Linked DNA regions of Homo sapiens: region 2 is linked to region 1. A link is an interaction called in ENCODE POLR2A ChIA-PET data of the cell type or tissue named here. Cell type or tissue: B cell. All regions are shown on one strand. Each heading gives the region's core, and the rest is flanking DNA. Links, peaks and the distances in the headings are about the cores only.

The links. Peaks named below come from ENCODE experiments on the same cell type or tissue, not always from the same donor. Only the 100,000 strongest peaks of a DNase experiment are listed, where the experiment ranks them.
Region 2: POLR2A ChIA-PET joins it to region 1 with 13 read pairs; 2 of 35 experiments call an interaction of 5 or more read pairs at or near these places.

The regions. Positions count from the first base shown.
Region 1 is chr1:42,778,264-42,794,477 of GRCh38, reverse strand. It overlaps C1orf50 (chromosome 1 open reading frame 50), which reads right to left. Exons shown (of 5, transcript NM_024097.4): 5 at 14,987-16,214. TMEM269 (transmembrane protein 269) reads right to left here and starts at 9,487. Exons shown (of 6, transcript NM_001354602.2): 1 at 9,396-9,487; 2 at 4,544-4,682; 3 at 1,576-1,673; 4 at 734-877; 5 at 1-65. The coding sequence starts at 4,584. TMEM269-DT (TMEM269 divergent transcript) reads left to right here and starts at 9,583. Exons shown (of 4, transcript NR_133055.2): 1 at 9,583-9,795; 2 at 10,356-10,476. LOC107984946 (a long non-coding RNA gene) reads left to right here and starts at 809. Exons shown (of 2, transcript XR_007066036.1): 1 at 809-896; 2 at 5,780-6,157. RefSeq lists an enhancer at 8,746-9,487. In B cell, for the core only: no CTCF peak of the experiment used is centred there; a DNase peak (open chromatin) is centred at 9,017; H3K4me3 peaks cover 651 bases; H3K27me3 peaks cover 335 bases.
Region 2 is chr1:42,587,441-42,603,654 of GRCh38, reverse strand. It overlaps CCDC30 (coiled-coil domain containing 30), which reads right to left. Exons shown (of 21, transcript NM_001395517.1): 14 at 14,172-14,334. The region is part of intron 1 of LOC124904162 (a long non-coding RNA gene); the gene reads left to right. Among named protein-coding and RNA genes, the nearest start is that of PPIH, 63 kb to the left of the region's middle. In B cell, for the core only: no CTCF peak of the experiment used is centred there; no DNase peak of the experiment used is centred there.

The sequences.
Region 1 (16,214 bases), core at 8,215-16,214:
GGAGGTGGAAGCCAAGATGCAGGAAGCATAGGGGCAGGGTAGACCCTTGTATGTGGAGGGGACTCCTGCCAGGAAGAACGCTGGAGATTAGCTGCTTCCCTCTGCTCTAAAGATACCAAAATGAAGCAAGCCCCTCTCTCTTTGGGTATTCCCCTACCCAGGATACAATATTCCCTTAAACCCAAAGGCAGTGGCAGGCTGAAAATCATTTATTCACAAAGATGATGCATGGGTTTTACATTGGTTTTCCAAGGGAAAGCAGGCAGCCAGCTAGGACCAGGGTGTGCCCTGGCTCCTAGGAAGTCTCTGCTGAAAGGGTCCTTTGAGACCTGCTAGTCTAAGCCCTGTGCTGTATCTGCTCTCCCTCACTTTGTGACCTTAGGCAAGACAATTTCCCTCACTGGAGCATGGTTTCTCCATCTGTTTTAAGGAACTGGAATACAACCTCCAGTTCTAGTCCAAGAATCAATGTGCTCCATCCAAAGGTCACAGGTCACGCATTGAGAAAGAGGCACAGCTGCTCCAAGAAATGAAGGCCCTTGCCTCCCAGCCCAGGGCTCTGCCAATGCAGCCTGCAGCCTTCAGTGGGCATGGGGCATGGGGCACGCAAGGAGGAAGGAAGAGGAGCTCCAAAAAAGGAGTCAGTAACTGCACCCCAGGCTTCTGGCACCCGACAGCCCCCCGTTCTGTGCTCCCCTGCCCTCTGTTCTAAGGCAACCTTGGTTCCACTCACCAGGTGAATAAAAGCACAAGTGGAAAGAAGCAGCTGACACATAGATGATGGCCAGGATCCCACTCAGAAGTCCATCCACGCCTAGGAGCAGAGCGGAGGCCAAGCCGAAGGTGGTGAAGACGGCAAAGTCATTCAGCTCGGCTCCTGCCCCAGACGGCCCAAGGTTAGAAGAACTTATACTCCCACGTCTTGCACCTTAGCCCCCATCTAGTAGGGGAGCTGGGGTAGTGATAAGAGGGGTCCTGAGGTCACAGAAAGCAACAGCTGCTCCCCTGGGGCAGTCTTCAGATCAAAGCTCGGGATCTCCTCCTGGCTCTGCCTTGCGCTGGCCGGTGGCCTTGGGCAAGTATCTCCCCCTCAGATCTTAGTCTTCCCATCCCTTAACATGCAAGGCTTGGACTACAATCAGATACAAACTGATAAGCTGTGGGACTTTTTTCACGCTAAATCTTACATGGAAGCATTTTACTGTATTTTAAACCAGCTGCTCTGCTGGTGTAATTTTCATCTCCTCTCTGCCAACTTCCTCTCACCCCACCCCTACCCACTTCCACTCCAATACCTGGATGGGCCCAGAACAGGGAAGCAGGGCAGATGAGAAAACTGAAAGCCAGGACAAGGACTGCCCAAAGGTCAGCAAGTGAGCCAGCAGAGGAGCTGGAGCTGGACCGCGGGGCTCCTGAACTCCTGCTCCAGGGCTGCTGCTGCTGCTGCTCTCAGCGGGGTGTGAACAGGGGTGGATGCCTGATGAAGGCCTGCGGGATGTTAGAGGATGGACGAAGGGGTGACCCCAGATGGATGCTACTGGGGGCAAGGATTAGGGGCCTGGGGCCTGAACTCACCCAATTTGGAGCATATGTTGATGTGGCTGGTCATTGCCCTGACTGCCATGTCTAACAGGAAGCTGACCAGGAGCATCCGGGAGGCATAGTGGCATTTCCTAAAGTGCAGGCCAGCAAGCCCAAACAGGGAAGCACTTTCGCAGTTTCCACTGGAGACTCTCCCCTGCCCCCCATTAGTATATTAGTATACACTAATATACTTCCCACACACCTCCCACACTTGCACACATACACACCTCTTCATGTCCCCCACACTCACATCCCTTCTGATATATGCTGCTTTTTGCACCACACATGCACATACACATGCCTACATCCCTCACAAACTCAATCTACAGTCTTAAAGGGGTGCCCCAAACCCCCTAGAACATCACTAAGATCCCTTCCAACTCTAACTTCCAGGCATTTTTGATGGCACAGGGGACCTAGGTTCTAGTCCAGCCTCTGCCACCATCTCCCTATGAATTCTTAGGTAAATCACTACCCCATCTCTAGGCCTGTTCCCCCATCTGTAAAATGAGGAGTGTGTGCTAAATGATTTGTTTAATAGATACAAACCTATTCAGATGACCTGTTTCTCCTTGTGTGAGTTTTGGTAACTTATGTCTTTTAAGGGATTGATTATTTTCAGCTACGATATCAAATTTGTGGGCGTAGAGTTGTTCATAGCATTCCTTTATTATCCTTTTAATATCTGTGGAATCAGTAGTAATGGCCCTTGTTTCATTTCTGATATTGGTAATTTCTGTCTTGTCTTTTTTTTAACTTGGTTAGCCTGGCTAGAGGTTTACTGATTTTATTGATCTTCTCAAAGAATCAGCTTTTGGTTTCATCCATTTTTCTCTATTAATTTCTTGTTTTCAATTTCTCTGATTGCCACTCTAATTTTTATTTTATTTTTTTGAGATGGAGTCCCTCTGTTGCCCAGGCTGGAGTGCAGTGGCACGATCTCCACTCACTGCAACCTCCGCCTCCCAGGTTCAAGTGATTCTCTTGCCTCAGCCTCCTAAGTAGCTGGGATTACAGGCATTTGCCACCACATCCAGCTAATTTTTGTATTTTTAGTAGAGATGGTGTTTCACCATGTTGGCCAGGCTGGTCTCGAGCTCCTGACCTCAAGTGATCCGCCGGCCTCAGCTTCCCAAAGTGCTGGAACTACAGGCATGTGCCACTGCGCCCGGCCTGATTTTTACTTTTTACTTTTTATGCTTCCTTTGGATTTAGTTTGCTTTTCTTATTCTAGTTTCCTAAGGTTAAAGCTTAAATTATGGATTTTAAATCTTTCTTTTCTTGACTATATGCATTCAATGCAATAAATTTCCCTCAAAGCAAAGCACTGCTTTCCCTGCATCCTATAAGTTTTGATAAATCATGTTTTCATTTTTTTTAGTTCAAAACATTTTCAATGTTTCGTGAGACTTCTTCTTTTATCCACGTGTCATTTAGAAGTGTGTTGTTTAATCTCCATATATTTCAGGATTTTTCAGCTATCTTTCTGTTATTGACTTCTAGTTCATTTCCATGTTGTCTGAGAGTATACTTTTTTAAAATTTGTTAAGGTATGTTTTATGGCCCAGAATGTGATCTGTCCAAGTGAGTTTGAGAAGAATGTGTACTCTGCATGGTTGGATGAAGTACTCTATAGATGTCCATTTTATCCAGGTGACCAATAGTGTTGCTGACTTCAACTATGTGTTTGCTGATTTTCTGCCTGTTGGATCTGTCAGTTTCTGATAGAGGGGGTGGAAATCTCCAACCTTGATAGTAGACTCATCAATTTGTCCTTGCAGTTCTATTAGTTTTTGCCTCATGTATTTTGATGCTTTAAATGATTTCCATGAGCTCTTTCATACCCCACATTCTTGATTCTGTGCCTCCATCCAGCACCTGCTCTCAGGTCCCTCTAAAAGCTGCCACCACAGCTCCAAGCAAACCTGCCCTGAGAGGCCCATTCTCAAGTCTGCACCCTGATTGCAATGCTTAGGCAACCCAGAAGAAGCAAAGGGCCTGACCTAGACCTCAGCTGTCTCCAAACTACCACAGCATTTCCTTTGTTTAGACCTAGTCCTATGTATCTAAAGGGGACTGAAGTTAAATAAAAATACTCAGGGCACCATCATGGCAACACTCCTAGAAAATTAGGCTGTACTAAGAGGATAGAAATTTTCTGGGCTGGGCACAGTGGCTCACGTTTGTAATCCCAGCACTTTGGGAGGCCTAGGCAGGTGGATCACTTGAGCCCAGGTGTTTGAGACCAGCCTGGGCAATATAATGAGACCTCATCTCTTAAAAAAAAAAAAAAAAAAGTTTCTTAAAAAAAGAAATTTTCTGCTGTAGGTGTGCCCTACTTTATTATACTCCAAAAACCAAGACTTAGAGAATCACAAAAATTTCCAGCTGGAAGGGGGCTTAAACATCATCAGGTAAAGTCATCTTATTTTGTGGATGAGAAACAAATCCAAAGAGAAGTCACTTACTGATGGTTATAGACAATCAAGTAGATTAGGAGATGTTACCCGCATCATAAAGGATTTATCTTTAAAGGACTGACATCCCAAAAACATTGAAATGGGATTCAACTTACAGAAATAGAATTTGCTTACAACATTTTGGGGGAACATATAATGTCTCGGACCTCCCAGAACAGTGCTAATTTCAAATATTCTGCCAGGTCATATGATCTAAGAATTAGAAAATATGAACTGTGGCCTACCCAAAGATTGCATAAGGGCCACCAGAACAGAATCTATTGACTTTCTCACAGAAACCATTCTAGACTGCCATAGCTGGAATGAACTGGTACCGTTGAGCATGGGATCTTGGCCTCTTGACTCCTAAGCCACTGCACTTACCCTGGGTACACTGTGGATTCCTATGCCTCAGTGCCTGCTCTCCAAACTCTCCCTCTCCTTCCCGCATGCCATTGGCTCCAGCTCTTGGCTAAGAGCTTGCTGGGCCCCAGACCTACCTGCTGAAGCTGAAGATGATGGAGAAGAGCCCCAGCACCATGTTGGCCAGAGATAAGGCACTGGTAACATCCTTCCAGGAAACCTCATTTATCTGGGAATGGCTCTGGTCATGGCTCAGGAAGAAACTGGTACCCTTACCTGGGGCCCAAGAGAGAGGGGCGAAGGGTTCCCAAGGTTAAGGAGTCCCAGAAGAGGCTCCCAGGGACCTGTTCCACTAGATCTCATCCCAGAATGGCACCCTCCCTACATTCTGTTTCACTGGCTGGACTAAGGGAGACAGGAGGTAGATGAAGGAGACTCAGGAGGTGAAGACAAAGGTGCTGAGGATCCAGCGTCTTGGGAAAGCTCAACAGCAGAGTGGGTGAACCAACACAAGCATAGTTTCCACTCCCTCTCTGACTGCACCTTTGCCCCACAGCACAGACATCCCTCCAGTCCATATGCTGACTCTCCTGAAGCCCCATGGCCCAGAATGCAGGGGGTATGGGGCCCTTCTCCCATCTGAGAGGTGGGCCCTTGTCACTGACGAAGGGTTGGCTTGAGAGAGAAGTAGTGCCAGGAAGCCCTGTTGTCCCACAGTCCAAGTTCACTCCTTCTGAAGCACAGGGCTGCAGCTGAGGTGCCTCAAGGTCCTGGTTCTGACAGGCCCCAGTCAGAACAGCAGGCCTACTTCCCACAAGGAAAGAGACGGCAGATTAAAACTGAATGTGTAGCCGGACACGGTGGCTCATGCCTGTAATCCCAGCACTTTGGGAGGCTGAGGCAAGTGGATCATCTGAGGCCAGGAGTTCGAGACCAGCCTAGCCAACATGTTGAAACCCTGTCTCTACTAAAAATACAAAAATTAGCCGGGTGTGGCGGTGCATGCCTGTAATCCCAGCTACTCAGGAGGCTGAGGCAGGAGAATCGCTTGAACCTTAGGAGGCAGAGGTTGCAGTGAGCCGAGATCACACCACTGCACTCCAGCCTGGGTGACCGAGTGAGACTCTGTCTAAAAAAAAAAAAAAAAAAGTGTACAACACTGAATAGTTCACAAAGATCTTTTCGCCATGTTCCCATCCCCATGTCTGTTTCTCAGATCCTGACAACCTCAGGAGATGGTGCTAGAATTCTCCCCTATTTTATGAATGAGGAAACTACAGTTAAAAGAGAGGAAGATACTTGCTCAAAGTCACATGGTAAGTAGAACCAAATCCCATCTGTTTGATTCTAAATCTGCTGTTTCTTCGCTGCAGGCATAGATTTCAGCAGGAGGAGGTGTGTGGGATATGGCAGTGAACGAGCTCAATGGCCAGGCCTGCGAGGCAGCAGCAGCCTCCCTGTGTGTGTGGGACCGTCCAGCCCAGGCCCCCCAGTGCTCCCAGTCTCTCCCAGTCTCTCCCACAACAGGGAATTGGCTGGCCCTGCCCATCTTCACAGTCTGTCTTGTCTCTGTTTTTACTCTAAGACCACATTTGTACACCTTACACTCAATCTGCTTGAGAAACTGAGTCTCTTGGAGAAAGAGCCCCATTCCTCCCCAAAACTGAGAAGCCCCGCTGGTTGGGGCAAATGTACCAGCCACAAATAGATCCTGCACTTGAGTGAAATAAACAAGTTTCAAGGTGTTCCCAGATCTGTTTTCTCATTTAATCCTCACCCATTTCAGATGTGAGGATTAATCTCACCTCCAGCTCTGCCTCCATCCAGCCCCTCTGTTCAGCCCCAGGCCCATCTGGTCTGGACAAGAGCTGAGACAAACCATGGTCTTTTCTCATAAACCTGCCACCAACATGCCAGCAGCTGGGAGGGCTGACTTGGAGTTTGGGACTAGAGTTTATCAGGGCAGCACTGCTGGGCTCACTGCCTCCATGGGCCAGCCTCACTCACCAAAGGTGATCAGTAGCTACATGGCCAGAGCCATTGGGATTCCTAAGACGTTCGTATGCCAGAGCCCCTCCAAACCTAAGACAAGAAGCAATGCAAGCCAGGGAAATCTGGGAAGGGAAGGGGACAAAGGACTTGCTGCATACTCCCTCCCCATGAACCCGCTGTAGTGGTCTCTCCTGGGTCTCTGGGCTGACCCCAGCAAGATCAAACATCCCACTGTCTGCTGCTCAGAGCCAGTTAGCAGGTGCCCAGGGTCTGTCTACCACCTGTCAAGCATTGCTGCTGCCTCTGTGCTACTTCACACTGGTTAATTTTTAATTAATGGTCAATTGTCTACTATATTATCTCTTTCATTATCTCCTCCATTCACAAACCACTTTCACATTTAGGATTTCCATTGGCCCTGTGAGCTCTGTCAGGCAAGGGTTCTTTTTTTTTTTTTTTTTTTTTTTTTTTTTGAGACGGAGTCTCGCTCTGTCGCCCAGGCCGGACTGCGGACTGCAGTGGCACAATCTCGGCTCACTGCAAGCTCCGCTTCCCGGGTTCACGCCATTCTCCTGCCTCAGCCTCCCCAGTAGCTGGGACTACAGGCGCCCGCCACCGCGCCCGGCTAATTTTTTGTATTTTTAGTAGAGACGGGGTTTCACCTTGTTAGCCAGGATGGTCTCGATCTCCTGACCTCATGATCCACCCGCCTCGGCCTCCCAAAGTGCTGGGATTACAGGCGTGAGCCACCGCGCCCGGCCAGGCAAGGGTTCTTGTCCCTACTTTCCAGGTAAAGCAAGGAAGACTCAGAGATGGGAAGAACCTAGCTCAAGGTCACACCAGAAGTGGCAGAACAAAAGTTACAATTTTGCCTTAAGTGTTCTTTCCCCTGTGCTCTGCTGTCTACCAACCAAGAGGACTGAACATTGTATTGGTTATATGCTGTGCCTGAGCTGGGTGCTGGTAGAAACCTTGGTCCCTACCATCACAGAGTTTACAACCTATCCAAGGAAATGAGTCTCTTGCATACATGTAGAGACTTAGACCCTATTCATAGTGGTACCTTATCTTACAGATGGGGAAACTGAGGTTTCAGGAGAGTTATGTGACTTGTCCAGTAAATGGTGGAGCCAGGATTTGATTTGAGTCTCCTCTTTCCCAGTTAAATGCTGTTTGCAGCAGAATGCACAGGTCCCAGGTGTGAAAGGATGTGGAATTGAGAGTAAGGGCTGTAGAGGACAACAGAAATAAGGAACCACCCACTCATTCAGCAAATGTTTGGCCAGGGGCAAGATGTGGTGCCTGGTGCTTGGGACACAGAGAAGATTAAGACCAAAGGACACAGTTTAGCCACAGTACCTAACCCTGCACAGAAAAGAGGCGACCGGGCTACTAATGGAGCACCGAAAAGGGGCTCAGCCTGCCACGGGGTGAGAAGGCTCCCAGGAGGGGCGAGGGCTGAGGCTTGGCACAGCACGAGACTGCAGGTGATCTGGTCACTCCCCAGCTTCTTGAATGCCCTCAGGATGGAGTCCAACTCCTGCGTTTGGTATGCCAGCTCTGCTCAGCTCTCCCAGCTTCCTCTCAGTCCTCCCCACCCTTCTCAGAACCTCCCTTTGGACTTGGGTTGGGTGGTGCTCCTCTTTGGGAAGCCCCTCTGACATCACCCCTGAGCACGTTAGGTGCCCCTCATCTGTATGGTCTTGTCTTCTTGTGCTTACCATGTGACACTTGGCACTCTGTTTGGGCACCGCCTACACTGGCTTTCCTACAGGGAATGCAATTTGAGTGCTGGCCGAGGTCCCTGTACCCAGTATGAGGCCTGACAATAGAAGTTGTTCTGTGTTTGTTAAATTAACATCACAGGTCACTCTGGTGCTTCCCTGAGGTCCTCTCGCTGCACCAAATCTATTGACCTTCCATCTAACCCTGCCCAGTGTGGCCTCCAAGAAGCCTCAGATGAACGCTCAACAGTCCAGCCCCTTCCGCATACCCAGCAACTACCCAGTTCTTATGGTCTTCCACTTACTCATTTTTTAAAATGCGGTTTATTTATTGCCAATGGCTGCTCTGTGCCGGGCCTTGTGTGTGGGGTGGGGGATGAGGAGAACAAGAGCCAGGCCGCACACTCCAGCAGCTCAGAGTCTGGTAGAGGAGGCAGCTGTGTGTAGGGACAAGTGTAATGTTGGACAAGGGGATGTGCAAGCTGTTGTGGAGAGACTAAGTCTGGGGTGGGGCAGGGGAAGGTTCCACTCCTGTGGTGACATTTATCAGGGTCTCTAAGGATGAACAAAGAATTAGGAGGGACATTCTTGGCCCAGGGAATGAACCGCAGGTGCGGAAGCACGATGAGGAGATGGATCCTGGGAGGGAGGGGTGACCAGAGATGACACTGGCAGGTAGGCTGCAGGGGGTGGTCGTGCGGATGTGACCTTGAGTGGCAGCCCGTGGCGGGCACTGTGGTGTTCAGTAAGGGAGCAGAGTCTTTGTCAGACACGGGCAGGAAGCGCAGGGCGGCTTGGAGGCGGCAAACTGCAGAAAAGGAAACCGGCCAGGAGACGGGGGTGGGGGCGAGGAGGGTGGACGTGAGGAGAAAAGCAGGGCTGTGGCAGTGGTGCTGCAGAGGAGACGAGAGTTGAATATGGCTCTGAGGTTTCTAACTGAGTGGCGGGGCGGCGCCTCCGCGGAGTGAAACCATCCAGGCGGAGCTCTCCAGCCGGCGACACGCGTGGCACAGGCACGGCGACGACGCCGCTCATGCCAGTTACAGACCCCCTCCCCTCCCAGCCCCCGCTCCTTTCCTGGAGGCTGGAAACCCTCCGACGGAGGGCCGGCCTCTGGGGATGGGACGTGGTCCCCTGGCCCACTCTGGCTGTCCCGAGAATGCCCAGGCCCGGCTTCAGCCGCGACCACATCGGGAAGATGGAGCCGGGCTGGTCGCCGACAGCACCCGGGCAGCGCCCTTCTCGCCCCTTCCACGCGGCCGCGGAGGCTCACCTGAGGGCTCACCCTGGGGACACGGCATTCCTACATGAGATGGGGGTCCGCCCTCCTGCCCCGTTTCCTGTGCGGTGGAGGGGGCCAGCCCTAGCGAGGAGCGCCTCTCACTCCCACCCTAGCTCTTAGCTCACAATCCTCAGAGCAGGGGAGGGGTTGCGGGTCTGTAGTCGGGGAGAAGGGCCTCAGTTTCCAGGGGAGCCCAGGTCTTGTAGTGGGGGCGGTGGGGAATGGAGGAGTCCCAGGGAAGGGGACGTCTCCTCTACCTGGGCCAGGCTGGGAAGGCTTCATGGTGGAGACGGCGGGCCCAGGCGCGTGGGCCCGGAGTGGGGCGGGAAATGCGCTGGGGAGGCGAGGCTGTGCCGGGATGCTGGGCCCAGCCTCTCCTGGGCCCCTAGAGGTAAGCTCCACGCGGGCAGGGCTGCTTGTACGTTTGCTTCGCTACTGTTCGCTGTGCCTATAGGAAGGGCATAGGCACATAGGAATACTATTTGGATGAATGACAAGCTAAGGAATTTGGATTCAATTCCTGAAGAAAAGTTTTTCAGTAGGAAGGTGACATGGTCAGGTTGTTTCAGGAAGACTAACCTGGCAGGCATTGTGGAGGAAGGATCTGCAATCCCGCAGGGCAGGAGGCAGGTGAGCAACAGATGGGATGGGAAGAAGGAGCCCCCTCAGGAGCCCATGTGAGATGGACTCCCACGGGTGAGAGCAGCGAGAGGGAGGGGATAAGAGCATCTCAGAGGTGACTATCTTTGGCAGCTGGGCTGACAAAGTGCTACAGAAAGAAACTTTTTGGTATTGGGTAAGGATTTCAGGCATGGGTTCTCAGATAGTGCCCCATCCTCACCAGTCCACCGGAAGCGACACTGGAGCAGGGATCACTGTGAGGACCCCACAGGAGAATATAAAAGGGCAAGGGAGCTAGAAGGTCAAGTGACACTTTGCCTCTCCTTGCAGCCAGCCCGGGAAAGAGGAGTTTAAGACCAAGCATGTTCTGAGAACACCACACAGCAAGTACTGGGCTACATGTTGTACAGACATTCTCATCATGTCACTGGAACTTCTCAGCTAACCTGAGGTTAGTGTTAGCATTCCCATCCTACAGAAGAGGAAGTAGGGGATCAGACAGCTGATTCTACTGAAGAACACACCATTAATAATTAGTGGAGCTGAGACCTGAAAACAGTGATACCAAAGTCAGACCTAGGGTGTGTGAGAAACCGGGCGGAGGCAACAAAAGGTTTGCTACACGCCCCAGCCTGAGTCAGGCCAGCTTCCTTTGACCATCCACGTGTTTCTCTTCATTGCTCCCTGCCATGTGGCCCATTAAAGTGGCAAATTAGCCAGGCATGGTAGCTCACACCTGTAATCCCAGCACTTTGGGAGGCCAAGGCAGGCAGATCACGAGGTCAGGAGATCAAGACCATCCTAGCCAACATGGTGAAACCCTGTCTCTACTAAAAATACAAAAAAAAAATTGGCCGGGTGTGGCAGTGCGTGCCTGTAGATCCAGCTACTCGGGAGGCTGAGGCAGGAGAATGCTTGAACCTGGGAGGCGGAGGCTGCAGTGAGCCGAGATTGCACCACTGCACTCCAGCCTGGGTGACAAAGCTAGACTCCATCTCAGAAAAAAAAAAAAAAAAGAGTGGCAAGTTAAAAATTGTAGCGTAATGATTATACCAGCTTACCTTTAAACCAAGTTTACATTCCAGCGTTAACACTTACCAGATGTATAAACATGAACAAGTTACTTTTTCTGAACCTGTTTCCTAATCTGTAAAATGGGATTGTTGTCAGAATTAAATGAGATTATATGCTTGACAGAGAGTAGAAGCTCAATTATTAGCATTATTAATCTAAGGATATGATCATACATCTATTAACCTGGACATCCCCAAAGTTTCCTTCAGGAGAGGGGAAGGAAGCAGGGTAGCTGAGAAAGATACCCCCCTAACAGAAGTTTCTAGCTTCCCTCATTCTGGATCTCACAGGAAGTACAGAACAGGAACAGTAAGTTAGGCTACTTACACTTGTGCTAATATGGTAGCCAGCAGCCACATGTGGCTACTGAGCACTTGAAAGGTGGCTAGTCTGAATTGAGACGTGCTGTAAGTATAAAGTACATACCAAAGTTTGAATGCTTAGTTTAAAAAAGAATGTAAAATAATTTCTTTTAGTAATTTGTTGAAATGCTAATAGTTTGGATATGTTGGGTTAGATAAAATGTATGTATGTATTTATTTTTTTGAGACAGGGTCTCACTCTGTCACCCATGCTGGAATGCAGTGACATGATCATGGCTCAAAGCAGCCTGGACCTCCCGGGCTCAAGCAATCCTCCTACCTCAGCCTCCCAAGTAGCTGGGACCACAGGCACATGCCACCATGCCTGGCTAATGTTTGTATTTTTTGTAGAGATGAGATCTCCCTATGTTGGCCAGGTTGGTCTTGAACTCTTAGGCTCAAGCGATCCTCCTGCCTCAGAGTCCCAAAGTGCTGAGATTATAGGCATGAGCCACTGCACCTGGTGATAAAATGTATTCTTAAAGTTAATTTCACTTTTTACTTTTTGATGTAGCTACTGGAAAAATTTAGATCACACATGTGGCTCACATTATATTTCTATTAACTGCATTGACTTGGATCCTTCACAGGATATAGGTGCAGAGCTGCAGATGTCCATCCATTGATTTATTCTTTTTTTCTTTCTTTTTTTTTTTTTTTTTTTTGAAGTGGAGTCTCACTCTGTCGCCCAGGCTGCAGTGCAGTGGCACAATCTCGGCTCACTGCAACCTCCGCCTCCCAGGTTCAAGCAATTCTCAGGCCTCAGCCCCCTGAGTAGCTGGGATTACAGGTGCCCGCCACCACACTCAACTGATTTTTATATTTTTAGTAGAGATGGGGGTTTCACCCTGGTGGCCAGGCTGGTCTTGAACTCCTGACCTCAAGTGATCTGCCTGCCTTGGCCTCCCAAAGTGCTGGGATTACAGGCATAAGCTACCATGCCTGGCCCACTTATTCATTATTAAGAGTGTTTATCATGCGCCAGGCACTATTTTAGATGCTCGAGACAGCAGTAAACAAGACAAAGACAGTCTCTGTCCTCACAGAACTTATAATCAGAGAACTTATAAACAGAAGCAAAACATAAATCATTTCTGGTTGTGCTAAATGCTGTGGAAAACAAAGCAGAATCAGAACCACTTTAATGTGAGAAGGGTTGGTATTTCTGATAGGGTAATCAGGGAAGTGGTATTTCAGCAGGGACCTAAAGGATGAGAAGACACAAACCTGCAAAGACCCTGGAGGCAATGCTCCAAGCAGATGAGACAGCAAATGTAAATGAGCGGCAATGAGCTTGGTGTGTGGGAAGAACAGCAAGGTCAGCAAAGCAGGAACATGCTGAGTCCTGAGAGTGGCAGATCACATAGAATCTAGGGAAGAAATGAGAAATTCTGGGATTTTTTTTTTTAACAGAAGTGTTGTGATCTGGCTTGTAGTTTGTTTGTTTGTTTTGAGACGGAGTCTCGCTCTGTGGCCCAGGCTGGAGTGCAGTGGCACGATCTCTGCTCACTGTAAGCTCCGCCTCCCGGGTTCACGCCATTCTCCTCCCTCAGCCTCCCGAGTAGCTGGGACTACAGGCACCCGCCACCACGCCCAGCTAATTTTCTGTATTTTTAGTAGAGACGGGGTTTCACCGTGTTAGCCAGGATGGTCTCGATCTCCTGACCTCGTGATCCGCCCGCTTCACCCTCCCAAAGTGCTGGGATTACAGGCATGAGCCACCGTGCCTGGCCTTGTAGTTTTAAAAGATGCTGCTGACAGCCTCTGTGGAAGCAGGGAGGCAAGTTAGGAGATCACTGCATTGTCCAGGCTGAACATGTTGGTGGCTTGGACTAAGGGGGAAAGGGGTGAGGTGAAGAGAAGCAGTCACATTTGGGATACATTTTGAAGGCAGAGCTGGGACTTGCTGACTGGTATGGGGAGAACAAGAGAAATCAAGAATGACTTAGGTCATTCTTGTTGTGGCTGCCACAACAGTGTGAGACAGGTGCTGATGGAAAGAGAGAGGCCTGGTGGTGAAACAGGTTTTGGGGATGAACTCAAGAGTTTAGATTTGGACACGTTAAATTTGTAATGACTACAAGTCAAGTAGAGATATCAAATAAGGCTGTTGGACAAACAAGTGTGCATGAAACTTGGGGACTGATGAGGGCTGGAGATATGTATGCGAGTCAGCAGCGCGTGGACAGCATTTAAAGCCTGGGGAATGGATTAGACCACTTAGCAGAGATAAAGAGGAGGGGGCCATAGACTTGGCCTCAGAATGTAGATGTCAGGAAGAGGAGGAGCAGGACACAGAAAAGGTACAGTCAGTGAAGTAGAGAAAAGCAGTAGATGATAATATTACAAATCAAAATGAAGAAAAAAGCTTTCAAGTACAGACTGCTCCACTGAATCAAATGCTGTTTAAGACTACAGAAATGAAATTTTTCCAGGCACATTGTAGCTCCTTCCTCCCAAGCTCCAGCTCCTTAAAGGAACAAATGAACCCTATCTTCTGATGGGGGTTCTATATCCAGGCTTTAATGCCAGAGATATGAGCTCAATTGTTTATAGGTTGTATGACCTTAAATAAGTTACTTCTCTATACCTTGATATACATCCTCTACATACCTATCACTAAATGCTCAAGTGAACTACTCCAATAGTATCTCATATAAACATCTTATTCTGCTTGAGGCCAGGAATTTGGGACTAGCCTGGGCAACATGGTGAGTCTTCATCTCTACAAAAAAAAAAATGTTTAATTAGCTGGACATGTTGGTGTATATCTGTAGTCCTGGCTACTTGGGAGGCTAAGGCAGGAGGATCGCTTGAGCCCAGGAGTTCAAGGCTGCAGTGGGCTATGACTGAGCTACTGCTCTCCAGCCTGAGTAACACAGTGAGACTGTCTCAAAAAAACAAACAAACAAAAAAAAACTTACTTTATCACTTTTGTGATTTAACTTCTTTATAGCTCTATACTGAGATCTTTTACGACTGTCTTAATTGGCCCAAACAGGATTAAGGTTATGGTCAGACTCAAACAGGACTGTGTCTGAATCTGACCTCTACCACTTCCCATCTGTATAACCACGGGCCAGTTTCAGAATCTCTGAGATGTTCCTGCTGTGTAACATAAGAATACTATATACCTCATTGATGGTGGGTTGTGTGAAGATTAAAAGAGATAATGGATACACTTAGCAGAATAAAGGCTCATAAGACAGTAGTTATCATCTTTGTATCTGTAACACTAATACTCTTCATGTTTGTGGACTGATAACTTGAGAAAGTAAGATACAAGCCAGCTCTCCTTTCCTCCTTCCAGAGCACTAGGGTAGAGAAAGGGAGCTACAGTCAGCTGTTACTCACACCCAGTAATTTGGTAAGGGCCAACAAGGTAGATTATCAATATCACAGAGTATCACTGATTATTCTGGAAAATAACAGGGATATCCTCCTCCTCCTGAAAATTTTGTTGAGGGGATCCCCACTATTCAATGCAGACACTCAAGCCAGAAATTCAAGCATCATCTAAGAGTCTTTCCTCTAATCCCTCTGACATTTTATTAACAAGATGGCAATCGATTGTACTTTCAATGTGCCATGCTTCATCAAATGTAAGATGCTATGTTATGATTCTTTTTTTTTTTTTTTTGAGATGGAGTCTTGCTCTGTTGCCCAAGTTGGAGTGCAGTGGTGCAATCTCGGCTCACTGCAAGCTTCGCCTCCCAGGTTCACGACATTCTCCTGCCTCAGCCTCCCGAGTAGCTGGGATTACAGGCGCCCGCCACCACGCCCGGCTAATTTTTTGTATTTTTAGTAGAGACAGGATTTCACTATGTTAGCCAGAATGGTCTCAATCTCCTGACCTCGTGATCCGCCCGCCTCAGCCGCCCAAAGTGCTGGGATTACAGGCGTGAGCCACTGCGCCCAGCTTGTTATGATTCTTTTATGTAGCTCTAAGAAAGAAAAAATGCCACTTAAACTGTGACATGCCATTGACTTTTAGAAGTGTCCAAGTTTGACAGACACCAAAATGTGGGGGGGGGGGGGGGGGAAGTACACCTTGTAATTGGTGAAATACAGGCCCTCTCATTCTACTACTGCTTAATTCAGACTCCCATCATCCCTTGCCTTGATTAGGGATGGAATCTCCTGTCTTCCCTCTACCCAAACTCTGCTGCCAATATTACCAGCCTCCCCAAATCCTTCCATTAGTTCTTCTCTCATATTCCCCAGTCCATATTCTCCTGTTTAACTGGCTGCGATTCCCCAAATGTCGTGTCAATTCTGGTCAATGTCCCTTCCATGTTATTTTTTGTCTGGAATGTTTTTTCCTCCCTGTCTTCAACTATCTCCTAGCTTTTAAACACAAGGATTTTCTAGCCAGGACATATCTCACTCCACCCCTCCTCATTGCCAGGACTGCTTTGGTTGATATGGCTTAAATGGTTGTCACTTTCTTCATTCACAAATAAACTCCATCCAAAAATGAACCCTACCCCAACCCCCAAAAGACAAACTTCCTATGAAAGGGCAATTGGAGCCTCCAGAAAGTTCTAACTTGTATGGTTTTCAACACCAAGCAGGCATCAGCTCCTCCAAGTGTCTTCCCAAATTCTCCAAGCTCAGTAAGGAACCCCTCCCCGGAGCTCCATAGTATTCCATGCGTACCTCTATCACACCCCTTCTTAGAGCATCTTGTAATTGTTAACTTGTTTCCTTCCCTACTATACTGTGAGCTCCCTGGAAATTGTGATTTCTTATT
Region 2 (16,214 bases), core at 5,344-13,343, 190 kb after region 1:
GATATTGCTTCATATGCTTGCCAGCATTTGGTGTTGTCAGTGCTCTGGATTTTGGTTCATTCTAATAGGTATGTAGTAGTATCTCATTGTTGTTTTAATTTGTATTTCCCTGATGACACATGATGTGGAAGTTTCCCATATTTCCAGTTTACTGACAGCATTTATAGTGAATGGATGTTGGATTTTGTCAAATCCTTTTTACGCATTTGCCATGGTTTGAATGATGGTGTTCCCTCCAAAATTCCTATTGAAACATAACTCCCAATGCACCAATATTAAGAGGTATAGCCTTTGGGAGGTGATTAAGTCATGAGGGCTCTGTCCTCATGAATGGAATTAGCATCCTTATAAAAGGGCTCCCAGTTGAAGGGAGCATCCTCTTACCCTTTTATCCTTTCCACTATGTGAAGACAAAGAGTTCCTCCCCTCCAGAGGGTGCAGCAACAAAGTGCCATTGGAAGCAGACAGCAGACATCATCAGACACCAATACTGCTGGCATCCTGATCTTAGACTTCCCAACCTCTAGGACTGGAAGAAATAAATTTCTGTTGTTTATAAATTACCCAGCCTAAGGTATTTTGTTATAGCAGCATAAACAGACTAAGATAGCATCAATAGATAGAATCATGTGATTTTCCTTTTTAGCTTGTTGATGCGATGAGTTACATAATTTATTTTCAAATGTTGAACCAGTTTTGCATACCTGAGATAAATCACTTGATCATGGTGCATAATTCTTTGTATACATTGTTGGATATGGTTTGCTAATATTTTGCTGAGGATTTTTATATCTACGTGAGAGATACTGGTCTGTACTTTTCTTATAATGTCTTTGGTTTTGGTATGAAGGGAATTCCAGCCTCATAGAATTAATTAGGGAGTATTCCCTCTGCTTCCATCTCCTAAAGAGACTACAGAGAATTGATATAATCTATTCTTAAATGTTTGGTAGAAATCACCAGTGAAACCATCTGGGCCTGGTGCTTTCTGTTTTAGAAGGTTAGTATGTGGATTCAATTTCTTTAATAGATATAGTTCTATTCAATTGTCTATTTCTTCTTGTGTGAATTTTGGCAGACTATATCAAGGAATTGGTCCATTTTATTTAGGTTATCACATTTGTGGGCATAAAGTTGTTCATAATATTTATTGATGATTGCTCTAATGTTCGTGGCATCTGTAGTAATGTTCCCTCTTTTCATTTCTGTTATTTGTAATTTGTAACTTATGTCCTCTCTCCCTCTTTTTTTTTGTTAGCCTGGCTAGAGGCCTATCAATTTTATTAATCTTTTCAAAGAGCCAGTTTTTAGTTTTGTTATTCTATTGAATACCCATTTAAATTTCATTGATTTCTTCAAAATTTTTTTTTTACACAAACACCACCATGTTAGATAATTTCATTGATTTCTCCTGTAATTTTTATTATTTCTTTTTTTTTCAGCTTACTTTGGATTTAATTTGCTCTTCTTTTTGTAATTTTCTAAGGCCAAAGCTTAGATAATTGATTTTAGATATTTTTTTCCTCCTCTGTATATTTTCAAATACCCTGTCTTGAGCTCACTGATTCTTCTACTTTATCCATTCTGCTGTCAAGAGCCTTTAGTCCATTTTTCAGTTCAGCAAATGCATTTCTCACAGTTCTAGGATTTCTGTTTGATTTAAAAAATTTTCAATATATTTGTTGAATTTATCTGATGAATTTCTGAATTTCTTTTCTGTGTTATCTTGGAATTCACTGAATTTCCTTAAAACTGCCATTTTGAATTCTTGATCCAAAACCTCACACATCGCCATCTTGTTAGGGCTGGTCACGGTCTCCTTGCTTTGTCTGTTTGGGGAAGTCATGGTTTCCTGTTTGCTGTTGTTCCTTTGGGCTTACATCTTTGTCTTCACATTGAAGGATTAGTTATTTATTCCAGTCTTTGCTGGCTGGCTTCTTTTTGTCTTTCTAGGGTGTGTTTGCTTACAGGTTCTTTGCAGTTCACCTGTTGAATCCCCTTTACTCTAGGTCACTGCCTCCTTTTCAGGACTAGATGGGTGCCTTAAGCCAAGGTTTGCCTCAGTTCTCCAAAACATTTGCAGTGCTGCCCATCCTGGATTGTGGTTAGGGGTGTCCCAAAATGGGATGCCCTGGCTATGTGGGAAGGTTAGCTAGGGGTTCATGCCCAGAAGACTCATGGACTCTGCCTCATACAGCATGGTGGTGCAGAACAGCCACTCTGGTTTTGCATCTCCTTTGGCTGAGATAAATAGCACGATTTTGTGGGCTGGGGTTGTTAGTCCCAATCCCCTCTCTTTGTTTCAAGCTGCCTTCAGGGGTTTTTCTCCCTTCAGACACTCACCAATGCTTCCCGTCTTTCTTCTCTTCTAATATATGCATTCAATGCTATAAATGTCCTTCAAAGAACCACTTTCCAACAAATTTTGATAAGTTGTATCTTCACTTTCATTTAGTTCAAAATATTTTGAAATTTCTCTTGCGATTTCTTCTTTGACTTTTGTGTTTACAAGTCTGTTGTTTAATCTCCAAGTATTTGGGAGTTTTCCAGCTATCTTTCTGTTACTGATTTCTAGTTTAATTCCATTAGGGTCTGTATTAGTCCGTTCTCACACAACTATAAGGAAATACCTGAGACTGGGTAATTTATGAAGAAATGAGATTTAATTGACTTGCAGTTCCACAAGCTATACAGGAAGTATGGCTGGGAGGCCTCAGGAAACTTACAATCACGGCGGAAGGTGAAGGGGAAGCAAGACATGTCTTACCACAGTGAGTGGGGGAGAGAGAGAGAAAGAAGGAGGGAGGGAGGGAGAGAGCAAGAGTGAGAGAGAGAGAGAGAGAGAGCACAGGGGGAAATGTTATACACTTTCAAACAACCAGATCTTGTGAGAACTCTATCATGAGACAGCACTAGGGGTATGGTGCTAAACCATCAGAAACTACCCCGATGATCCAATCACCTCCCACAAGGCCCCTCCTCCAACACTTGGGATCACAAGTCAACATGAGATTTGGGTGGGGACACAGAGCCAAACCATATCAGGGTCTGAGAGCATACATTGCATGATTTCTATTCTTTCATGTTTGTTAATTTGTGTTTTATGGCCCAGAATGTGGTCTCTCTTGATTAACATTCCATGAGAGCTTGAGAAGAATGTGTAATCTGCTGTTGTTGGGTGAAGTAGTCTATAGATATCCACTATATCTGGCTGGTTTATGGTGGTGTGGAGTTCAACTATGTCCTCACTGATTTTCTGCCTGCTGGACCTGTCCACTGCTGATAGAGGGGTATTAAAATCTGCAATGATAACAGTGAATTTCACCTACTCCTCCTTGCAGTTGTATCAATTTTTGCCTCACATATTTTGACATTCTTTTTTTAGGCACATACATATTAAAGATTGTTTTTTCTTCTTGGAGAATTGACCTTTTTAATCATTAAATAATGTTCCTCTTTATCCTGGATAAGTTCCTGATATGATTTGACTCTCTGTCCCCACCCAAATCTCATGTTGAATTGTGATCCCGAGTGTTGAAGGTGGGGCCTGGTGGAAGGTGATTGGATCATGGGGGTGGTTTCTAATGGTTTAGCTCCATGCCCCTAGTGCTGTCTGGTGATAGAGTTCTCACAAGATCCAGTTGTTCGAAAGTGTTTAGCACCTCCTGCCTCACTCTCTCTTCCTTCTCCAGCCATGTAAGATGTGCCTTGCTTCCCCTTTACCTTCTGCCATAATTGTAAGTATCCTGAAGCCTCCCCAGCCATGTAGAATGGTGAATCAATTAAATCTCTTTTCTTTATAGATTACCCAGTCGCAGGTATGTCTTTATAGCAGCATGAGAACAGACTAATACACTTCCCTTACTCTGAAGTATGTGCTGTCTGAAATTAATTTAGCTACTCTCACTTTCTTTTGATTAATGTTAGCATGTTACATCCTTCTCCATCCATTTACTTTTAATTTACATGTGTCTTTATATTTAAAGTGGGCTTCTTGTAGACAACATATAGTTGGGTTTTGTTCAACTTTGACCAATTTGGACATTCTTTTTTAATTGGTGCATTTAAACCATTGATGTCTAAAGTGATTATTAATATAATTGGATTGATATCTACCATATTTATTACTGTTTTCTATTAGTTGTTCTTTGTTGCTATTTTTGTCTTCCATGCTTTTTATGCCTTTTGTGACTTTAATTGAGCATTTTATATGATTCTGTTGTCCTCCTTTCTTAGGGTATCAGTTGTACTTCTTTCTATTTTTTCTAGTAGCTCTAGAATTTATAACATACAACTAACCCAAGTCCACTTTCAAATAACACTATACTACTTCACAGGTAGTATGAGTACCTTATAATAAGAAGATAATCCTAATTCTTCCTTCTTGTCCCTTATATCATTGCTGTCATTAATTTCACTTACACATAAGCATATCTAAGTGTATGTATGTGTGTGTATATATATTTATACACAGTTATATATGACACACATAATCAAATACATTGTTGCTATTATGCTGAACAACTTATCTCTTAGATCAACTAAAATTTAAAAATGAAAGTTTTTACTTTACCTTCACTAATTTATTCTCCAATGCTTTTCCTTCCTTATGTAGATCCTGGTTTCTGATCTATATTTTGTTTCCCTTCTCTCTAAAGAACTTCTTTTAACATTTCTTGCAAGGTAATAGATTCCCTTAATTTTTTTTGTCTGAGAAAGTATTTCTCCTTCACTTAGAAACAATTTTTGTTGTTGTTGTTGAGACAGAGTCTCACTATGTTGCCCAGGTTGGTCTCAAACTCCTGGTCTCAAGCGATCCTCCTGTCTTGGCCTCCCAAAGTACTGGGATTACAGGTGTGAGCCACCACACCTGGCCCTCACCTTTACTTTTTTTTTTGAGACAGGGTCTCACTCTGTCACCCTGGCTGAAGTGCAGTGGCATGACCAACTTTGACATTCTCTTTTAATTGGTACATTTAAACCATTGATGTCTAAAGTGATTATTAATATAATTTGATTTATATCTACCATATTTATTATGGTTTTCTATTAGTTGTTCTTGTTCTTTGTTGCTACTTTTGTCTTCCATGCTTTTTCTGCCTTTTGTAATTTTAATAGAGCATTTTATATAATTCCATTGTCCCTCCTTTCTTATTGCATCAGCTCATTGCAGCTTCAACCTTCTGGGCTCAAAAATTCCTTCCACCTTAACCCACTCCCAGTCCCCACCCCCACCGCCACCCCCAGTAGCTGAAATTAGAGATGCATGCCACCACATCCAGCTAATATATATATTTTTTGTAGAGATAAGGTTATCACTATGTTGCCCAGACTGATCTTGAACTCCTTCGCTCAAGAGATCCTCCTGCCTCAGCCTCCCAAAGTGCTGGGATTACAGGTATGAGCCACCATGCCCAGCTTCCCTCACCTTTGAAGGATAATTTTGCAAGGTACAGAATTCTAGGTTGGTAATTTTTTCTCTTAATACTTTACTATTTATGTATTTATTTCACAGGCCAGAATGCAGTGGCACAATCATGGTTCCTGCAGCCTTGAACTCCTGGGCTCAAGCGATCCTCCCACCTCAACCTCCCAAGTAGTTGGGACTGCAGGTGGTGCTCCACCACACCTGGCTAAGGTTTTCTTTTTTCCATTTTTTGTAGAGACTGGAGTCTCACTATGTTGCTCAGGCTGGTCTTGAACTCCTGGCCTTAAGTGATCCTCCCGCCTCAGCCTCCCAAAGTGCTGGGATTACAGGTGTGAGCCACTGTGCCTGGCGATTTTTTTTTTAAGGCAGATTCTTGCTTTGTCCCCTAGGCTGGAATGCAGTGGCATGATCACAACTCACTGCCGCCTAGACCTCCTGGGCTCAAGTGATCCTCCTCCCTCAGCCTCCTGAAGTGGTATAGTGTTATTTGAAAGTGGACTTGGGTTAGTTGTATATTATAAACTCTAGGGCCACTCAGCTGGGACCACAGGTGTGCACCACCATACCCAGCTAATTAAAAAACTTTTTTTTTTTGTAGGGATGGGGTTTCACCATGTTGCCCAGGCTGATCTCAAGTGATCTTTCTGTCTTGGCTTCTCAAAGTGCTGGGATTACAGGTGTGAACCACTGTGCCCGGCCTCAACACTTTAAATATTTCACTCCACTCTTCTCTTGCTTTCATGGTTTCTGAAGAAAAGCTGGAAGTAATTCTTATCTTTGTTCCTCTCTGAGTAAGGTTGTTTATTTTTTCCTCTTTCAGGATTTTTCTTTCTCTTTGATTTTCTGTCATTTGAAAATTTTATGCCTAGATGTAGTTTTTTGGGCATTTATCCTGCTTGATGTTCTCTGAGCTTCCTGGATCTCTGGTTTGGTGTCTGTCATTAATCTCAGGAAATTCTCAATCATGATTATTATTTCAAATATGTCTTCTGTTCCTTTCTCTATTTCTTCTCCTTTGGTTATTTCCCATATGTATCTATATGTATCTATCATACCCCTTACATTTATCCCACAGATCTTAGATATTCTGTTGTTTTTGTTTTAGTATTTTTTTGTTTGCTTTTCAGTTTTGTAGATTTCTATTCAGATGTCCTCAAGGACAGAGCTCTTTCCTCAGTTGTATGCAGTCTATTAATAAGCCCACCAAGGTATTCATTTCTGTTACAGTGTTTTTGATCTTTACTTAAAAATCAAAAACACTGTAACGGAATTTCTATGTGGTTCTTTCTTAGGATTTCCCTCTCTCTGCTTGCATTGCCCATCTCTTCCTGCATGTGGTCTACTTTATTCCTTAGAGCCCTTAGCACATTAATCACAGTTATTTTCAATTTCTGGTCTGATAATTTCAATATTCCTGCTGTATCTGAGCCTGGTTCTAATGCTTGCTCTGTCTGTTCAAACTGTTTTTGTTTGTTTGTTTGTTTGTTTTTTTGCCTTTTAGCGTGTCTTGTAATTTTTTCTTGATAGCGAAACATGATGCAGTGAGTAGAGGAAACTGCTGTTAAATGGGCCGTTAGTGATGTGGTGGTGAAGTGTTGGGGTGGATGGGTGGCATTCTATAGCTCTATGATTAGGTACAGTCTTTTAGTAAGCCTGTGCCCCTGGACTGTAAATTTCACACGTGCTAGTTTTTTTTTTCTCCACCCACCTCCCTTTTGTGGGACGAGATGGCTAGAGTTGGCTGGAGTTGGATATTTCTATTCCGCTAGGTCTGTTAGACTCTGACAAAACCCCAACAGCTTAGGCTCTGGTTAAATAGTTTCTCCTGCCGGCAGACCCTGTTAGGAAGTTTCAAATGTTCCCCTTTTCTCCCCGTTCTGGAAGCAAAAGGGGATTTTTCTCAGATATTCACAAGAACCTGGTATGCTACAGGAGGTAAAACTCACAAATGTGTCTAAGTCCCCTAATGACTGGGTCCCTCTGGAGTTTCTCTCTCTCAGACTTGATACACTGAGCCTCCAGCAATTCATCATTTACAGTTCAGGTTTCCATACCTGGGCACTGGTCCTCATGAAGGTTTTGCTCCAGTAAGTTGTGATTATCTGTATTTGTCTATAGGTATCTCTAATTTTCGGGGTAGCGGTTTGGACTGTGACCTCTCTTCTCTGAAGGATCTAGGGAAATGTGTTGATTTTTCAGTTTGTTTGGCATTTCACTTGTTGTCAGGACACAGTGACAACTTCCAAGCTTCTTACATGCTGGATCAGAACGTAGAAGTCTGTTTCACATGTTTTTGCATTCGCACCAGAGGCATCTCTCAATAATCAGACGGAACAAATAGTGCTTTCTGTACATGTCATTTAGCCTCTTTCTAGCACCCATTTGCCTGCTTAGAGGGCTCATGGACAAGGTGCATGATAGCAGGAATATATATTTTTCAGGGAGTCACTAAGGCTAATCCACTTAATTTGCCAAACCCCAAGATCCCAATATAAATGCTGAGCAAGTAATATGGCACCATCTCCTGGGAGAACCAGCAAGCAACCTGGTAGCAGGTTCATTACCTTTCTATCATCAGTATCGTGGATAGAATGACAATTTGCTCTCAGTGGACTAGACACTTATTATAAATATGGATTTGCTTTATCTTTTGTTTTTCTTTTTCTTTTTTTCTCTTTTTGAGACAGAGTCTTGCTCTGTCACCCAGGCTGGAATGCAGTGGCGCAATCTCAGCTCACTGCAACCTTCACCTCCCAGGCTCAAGCGATTCTCCTGCCTCAGCCTCCCAAGTAGCTGGAATTACAGGCATGTGCCACCACACCTGGCTAATTTTTGTATTTTTAGTAGAGAGGGGATTTCACCATGTTGGCCAGGCTGGTCTCGAATTCCTGACCTCAAGTGATCCGCCCGCCTTGGGCTTCCAAAGTGCTGGGATGGCAGGCGTGAGCCACCACGCCTGGCCTGGATTTACTTTTTCTGTCCATAACGCTTTTGCCAGGACCACCATTTGTGGACTTACCAAATTCCTTATTTCTCGTCATGATATATAACTCGGATCTAGACTTGTAGTAATAAAAAAAAATATTGCTTCTGACCAAGAAAATCACTTTATAGCAAGAAAAGTGAAACAATGGCTCATATAATCATATGACTCATTGGTTCTACCGTATATCCTATCATGCAGAAAAACCAATCTGAAAAAAAAAAACAGCGAAATTACCTACGGAAGACTTAGCTATGATGCTGGCCAGGTGACAACACTTCATAGGTTTGAAGTGTTGTCTTACAAGATGATGTATAAACTTTTAACTGTGATTGATATATGATATTATTTCTCCCCTAGCCAGAATACATGAAAAGGGACCAAGAGATGAAATTGGGAGTGGCTTCTTAGGCCAATACCCATTAGCAAAATGCATGCTATTGTATTACTGGTAGTTAACTTTATAATTTTTTGTTTTAATTTTTAAAATTTTCATTTCTTTTTTATTTTATTCAGAGCAGAAGACCATGATGTTTTAATTTAAGAAATGAGGTCTGGCTATGTTGCCCAGACAGGAATACAGGGGCTATTCACATATGCAATCATAGCATACTGAGCCTTGAACTTCTGGCCACAAGCAATCCTTCTGCCTCAGGCTTCTAAGCAGCTAGTACTATAGGCACTTGCTTAATTATAAGTTCCTGGCTTCTAATTAAGCTTTTTCTTTTTTCACTTGAGGTCTCACTCTGTCACCCAGGCTGCAGTGCAGTGACACAAACACAGCTCACTGAAGCCTTGACCTCCTGGGCTCAAGCAATCCTCCCACCTCAGCCTCCCATGTAGCTAGAGCTGCAGGTGCACACCATCAGGCCCAGCTAATTAAAAAAAATTTTGTTTTGTAGAGACAGGGTCTTGCTATGTTGCCAAGGCTGGTCTCGAACTCCTGAGCTCAAGCAATCCTCCCACTTCAGCCTCCTAAATCGTTGGGATCACAGTCGTGAGCCACCACACCTGGCCTATAATTAAGTTTTAATGTTATAGTATATCCACGCATGTGGATTGAGACTGAAGTAAAATGAACATCACCCCAAAATAATCATAGATACTGATTGGACTTTGAGTATTCTTTATTTTTATGGAGACAGTGTGTCTTTATTTATATGAATTATAGTGCATCATATTCAGTGGAAGCATGATATTCTTCTTGTAGTTTAGAAGTTAAGCCACAAGGTAAAAGCATTTGGATGGATGCTGAGTATCCCAAGTGGACTGTGCTAGAACTCAACATGACCCCACTCTTCTAAGCTTTCCCCTGGGCCATGAGCTTGGAAGCCTGAAAACTGCATTTTCCAGACTTCCCTGCTAGCAGGGATCAAGTGTAGTTTCTGCAGATGAGAGGAACTTGCACACAATTTGGAAAGCATAAGGGAAGGAAAAGTCATTTTTCTTGTGTTACTGTGGTATAATACATACATATTTTGATCTTTGTCCTATTTCCTGGCACGCTGCTCCTAAAACTCTTGGAATCTCCGAAGTGGTAAGTGTCTTTTTTGTAAACTAATGAGAAGACTGATGGCAGAGGGGTGGGGAGACTCTGGGGCAGCCTCAGGATGTAGGCAAGTTGCCAGGGGTACCATTATATGATTAGAGGGTTGGAACTTTCAGGCTCATCCAGACTTCCCAGGAAGGGAGAGGGACTAAAGGTTGAGTTAATCACTAACAGTTAATGATTTAACCAATCATGCCTACATAATGAAGTCTTCATAAATCCCCAAAAGGACAGGGTTTAGGGAGCTTCTAGGTTGCTGAATATGTGGAGGTCCTGGGAGGGTGGTGTGATCAGAGGTCATGGAAGTTCCACATCCCTTTCCACATGCCTTGCCCTATGCATCTCTTCCATCTGGCTGTTCCTGAGTTGTGTCCTTTTATAATCAGCCAGTAATCCAGTAAGCAAACTGTTTTCCTGAATTCTGTGAGCCATCCTACAAAAAGATCAAACCCAAGGAGAGGGTTGTGGGGACCTCTGATTTATAACTGGTTGGTCAGAAGCATAAGCAAAAACCTGGACTTGCAATTGGCATCTCGAATGGGGGCAGTATTGTGGGACTGAGAGCTTAACTCATGGGATCTGATGCTATCTTCAGGTAGATAGTGTCAGACTGACTTACATTTTTGTACATCCAGTTGGTGTCCACAAAGAATTGGAGAATTGCTTAGTATGGGGAAAAACTCACATAACTGGTGTCAGAAGTTGTATTTGGCCATTTTTGCATTGCTATAAAGGAATACCTGAGACTGGGTAATTTATAGAGAAAAGAAGTTTAATTGGCTCATGGTTCTGCCGGCTATACAGAAAGCGTGGTGCCAGCATCTGCTCAGCTTCTGGTGAGGGCCTCAGGAAGCTCACAATCATGATGGTAGGTGAAGTGGGAGCAGACATGTCATATGGTGAGAGGAGCAAGAGAATGGGGAGAGGTGTCATATACTTTATTTATTTATATTTTAAGTTTTATTTATTTATTTATTTTTTGAGACAGGGTCTGGCTTTGTTGTCCAGGCTGGAGTGCAATGGCGTGATCTCAGCTCACTGCAAATTCCGCCTCCCAGGTTCAAGCCATCTTCCCCACCTCAGCCTCCTGAATAGCTGAGACTACAGGTGTATGCCAACACATCCAATTAATTTTTGTATTTTTTTGTACAGATGGATTTCTCCATGTTGCCAAGGCTGGTCTCAAACTCCTGAGCTCAAGTTCAAGGTCAAGCTCAAATGCCTTGGCCTCCCAAACTGCCGGGATTACAGGCATGAGCTACCATGCCTGGCTACATACTTTCAAACAACCAGATCTCATGAAGAGCACACTCACTATTATGAGGACAGCACCAGGCCATTAATGAGGGATGCACTCCAATGACCCAAACACACTCCCCTCAGACCCAACCTCCAACAACGGGGATTACATTTCAAGATGAGATTTGGAGGGGATAAAGAACCAAACCGTATCATTCCACCCATGACCCCTCAAATTGCATGTCTTTCTCACACTACAAGATACAATCATTCCCTACCAATAGTCCCCAAAAGTCTTAACTCATTCCAGCATCAAGTCCAAAGTCCTAAGTCTCTTCTGAGACTTATCTCCTTCCACTTATGAGCCTGTAAAAATCAAAATAAGTCATTTACTCCCAAGATACAGTGGTAGTACAGGCATTAGGTAAACATCACAATTCCAAAAGGGAGAAATTAGCCAAAAGAAAGAGTCAATAGGCCCCATGCAAGTCTAAATCTCAGCAGGGCAGTCATTAAATCTTAAAGCTCCAAAATACTCTCCCTTGACTCCATGTCCCACATCCAGGGCACAATGGTGCAATGCGTAGGCTCCCAAGGCCTTGGGTAGCTCTTCTCCTGTGGCTTTGCAGGCAGCAGCCCCTGTGGCTGATCTCACTGGTTGGAGCTGGGTGTCTGAGGCTTTCCCAGGTACAGGATGCAAGCTGCCTGTGGATCTACCATTCTGGAGTCTGGAGGGCAGTGGCCCACTTCTTATAGCTCCACTAGGCAGTGCCCCAGTGGGGACTCTGTGTGAGGCTTCCAACCCCACATTTCCCCTCAGCATTGCCCTATTAGAACTTCTCTGTGAGGGCTCTGCCCCTGTGGCAGGGTTCTGCCTGGGCACCCAGGCTATCTCTCACATCATCTGAAATCTTTGTGGGAGCTGCCAAGCCTCCTTCACTCTTGCATTCTATGTGCCCACAGGTTTAGTACCACATGGAAGCCACCAAGGCTTATGGCTTGCATCCTCTGGACAGGCAGCCTGAGCTGTATCTGGGGTCCTTTGAGCCACAGCTGGAGCTGTAGTAGCTGGGATTCAGGGAGCAGTGTCCTGAGGCTGAGCAGAGCAGTGGTACCCAGTGCTTGGCCCCCTAAACCATTCTTTCCTCCTACGTCTGTGGACCTGTGATGGTAGGGGCTGTCTCCAAGTTCTCTGAGATTGCCTTTGAGGCCTTTTCCCATTGTCTTGGATACTAGCACTTGGCTCCCATTTAGTCATGCTAGTTTCTCTAGCAAGTAGTTGCTCCATACCCTGCTGGGATTCTTTCTCTGCCACATGGCCAGGCTGCAAATTTGCTGAATTTTTATGCTCTGCTTCCCTTTTGAATATAAGTTCCAACTTTAAGTCATTCCTTTGCTCCCATATCTGATCACAGGTTGTTACAAGGAGTCAGGCCACATCTTGAATGCTTTGCTGCTTAGAAATTTCTTCTGCCAGAGACCCTAAATTACCACTCTTAAATTCAAACTTCCACAGATCCTTGGTACATGAACACAATGCAGGAGTTCTTTGCTAGGGTGTAACATGAGTGACGTTTATTCCAGTTCCCAATAACTTCCTTATTTCCATCTGAGACCTCACTAGGCTGGCCTTCACTGTCCATATTTCTATCAGTATTTTGGTCATAACAATTTAACCAGTCTCTAAGAAGTTACAAACTTTCATCCTCTTTTTTTTTTTGAGACAGAGTCTCGCTGTGTCACCTAGGCTGTAGTGTAGTGGCATGATCATGGCTCATTGCAACCCCGACCTCCCAGCTCAAGTGATCTTCCCACCTCAGCCTCCTGAGTAGCTGGTACTACAGGTCCATGCCACCATATCTGGCTAATTATTTTTTTGTTGAGACAAGGGCTCACTATGTTGCCCAGGCTGGTCTTGAACTCCTGGCCTCAAGCAATCCTCCTACCTCAGCCTCTCAAGCGCTGGGATTACAGTTGTGAGCCACTGCTCCTGGTCCTCCTGCCTTCTTCTGAGCCCTCCAAACTCTTCCAATCTCTGCCTGTTACCCAGTTCCAAACTTGCTTCCACATTTTCAGGTATCTTTTTTAGTAACGCTCCGCTTCTTGGTACCAATTTTCTGTGTCAAGCTGTTCTTGCACTGCTATAAAGAAATACCCGAGACTGGGTAATTTATAAAGAAAAGAAGTTTAATTGGCTTACAGATATGCAGACTATACAGGAAGCATGGTATCGGCATCTGGTCAGCTTCTGGTGAGGGACTCAGGAAGCTAACAATCATGGTGGTAGGTGAAATGGGAGCAGACATGTCACACGGTGATAGTGGGAGCAAGAGAGAGCGGAGAGGTGCCACACACTTTTAAACATCTAGATCTCGCAATAATTCATTATCGTGAGGACAGCATCAAGCCATTTATGAGGGACCCACCCCCATGACAAAACCACCTCCTGTTAAGCCCCACCTCCAATGATGGGGATTACATTTCAGCAAGAGATTTGGAGAGGAGAATCATCCAAACTATATCAGAAGTGAAGTATTCAGAGTGGTACGAGTATAGAAAGAAGAAACAGGTTTGTTTGTCTTTCCCCCCAACAGTTCTTTAGCACTAGCAGATGGATAAAAGGGCAGACAACAGATGAGACATTTGTAGGAGCTTCAGGACAGTTCCTGCAAATTCTCCACTTTGACGCTGCAGGAGGTGGCTTCTCTGTGATTTCTGAACTTCTGGATTTATTGAAAGCTAGCAGCAGTCCTTTCTGACTCTACTCTCCCCTGGTCCCTTCCAACTGTTTTGTAAGCTCTTATTCCCTGTGTTAAATCTCTTCTTGCTTGAAATACCTAGAGTAGATTCTACTTTCCTGACTGAACCCTGACTAAAGGATTAGGTTTAGTAAAGTGCTAGGCACTCAATAATAATTAGCTGTTACTAATGGGAATAGGAAAACTGAGAAGCATGTCTATTTACTTTCTTACCTCATCATATTTTCTTTTTTCATTTTCCAGTTGTTTAAGTAGGGCCTCTTGTTGCTGAATTCTGGATTGTTGCTGAGAACAGGTCATTTCCAGTAGATTTTCTTTATCTTGTAAGGTTCTCACTTGCCTGTGTAACTCATCTACGTTCTGATATAGAAGTTTCCTGAGGGCAATTAATGTAGATTAAATCACACCATGAATTGCAAATGAAATTCAGACCTAAAATTTTTATGGCATCACAAGGGATTTTTTTTTTTTTTGGTTCAATGAAGTAGGGTATGTGTCTATAAGCTAAAGGGACCAACACAGGGAACCTCTTTTGTGATAGAAGCTTTCCTTACTTCTCTCACTCACTCATCAAAATGACCCTATGAGGAAAAAGTAGTTGTCCTTATTTCAGAGATGAGGAAGTTGTGGTAGAGAGAACAGTTAAGACAAAGTGGAGGTAGGGCTCGAATCCTGAATCCCATATTCTTTCTTCCTTACTGCTTTACGAGTTGAGCCCTTCATCTTCTGGGTTCAAGGTAATGTTAGTTACAAGCACTATTGATAATAATAAGCACACATTAACACTGCTATAAATGAATCATAAATGAGCCTGCATTTTATGAGAAAATTTACCATTTTCCAAAAGAGGGTAAAGGAACTCACAGAATTTTACCTCAAATATGGTATCCTGGTATACTAAATATTTTGAATGAAAGGCCCTTAGAGATCAGCAGATGCTAGAAGAGGCTTTTCTCTTATCTGCGTGAAGACTGGACTTACCAAGGAGAACAATTATACCCATCCCCTCCCTGAAACTGCATTATTTATGGATCTTCAGAAAAGAAGATTGAGGAATATAACAACACCTCCACAGACCTTTTCACAAGACAATGGCTATCTCTTAAACTCATTCAAATTCCCAGGTAAATAATTTATGAATTAATTTTTGTCTCCAGGGTCCCTTCACTCTCCCTAATGAGTTACTGTCCCTTGGAATTCTCTACATTCCTCATCTCCCTCTCCCCTGGAAATGGGTATATAAGCTTCTGCAACACACTTAGACACTGGGTCATCACACTTGATTTTCCCCACCCCACGTTAATAAAATTGTGTTTGCTTTTTCTCCTATTAATCTGTCTTTTGTCAGTTGACTTTTCAGAAAACCTTCAGAAGGGGAGGGGAAATTTTCCCTCCACCCCTACAAGGGCCATTAGCACTCTTTCAGTCTCATCATGAAACCAGCCCAACTGTCCCACAGAAATTACACTTACAGTTTTTTAAACAAATGTAGAAATGTACCCTCCCAGTCTTAAAACTTGAAATTTATATCTGAGTTCCTCCCTCAGGAGACTGACCCTCAGGCAAGAAACTAAAATTCACCAGATCGTAGCATACAGAAAATGAGATGCCTCATTCCTCATGATTGGTTCCTTACCCCTCACTAATTCCTGTTTTACATTCCTTCCCTGCTATAACCCCCCAAATTTTAGTTGGTCAGGGAGATAGATTTGAGACTGATCTCCCATTCTCCTCAACTGCGGCACCCTAATAAAGCCTTTTTCCCTGGCAATACTCATTGTCTCAGTAATTGGCTTTCTGTGCACTAAGCAATGGGACCTAGACCAAACCCCTGGTATTTCAGTAATAGAATAAAGTTTGTGAAAAGAGTTTTCTGAGGATTTCAGACCAAGGTTCTCTGGACTTAGGAGATTCATCTTGAAGACTGTGATGATGATAATGAAATAGTACTGGTGGGCAAAAGTCTCACCTGCATGCTAGGGCAGTAAAATCCTGACATTCGACAATTAAGTTTGTTTTCTCTAACTTCAGTATTCTGAGAAATCAACAGGTTATTGGGGGACAATTATATTTGAGACATGGGCTCACATCCCTCCACCTCTCGTTCTTCTCCTTATGTTTCTTGGATGTAAGTGCAGACTCTCCAAGGACTGCTATAGCTAATTTTCTACCATTCACATCCACTTCTACAGCAATATCCTCTCTTTCATCTCTCCTTCATCTAATTCACTGTATACCTGCTATTATGGCCTACTT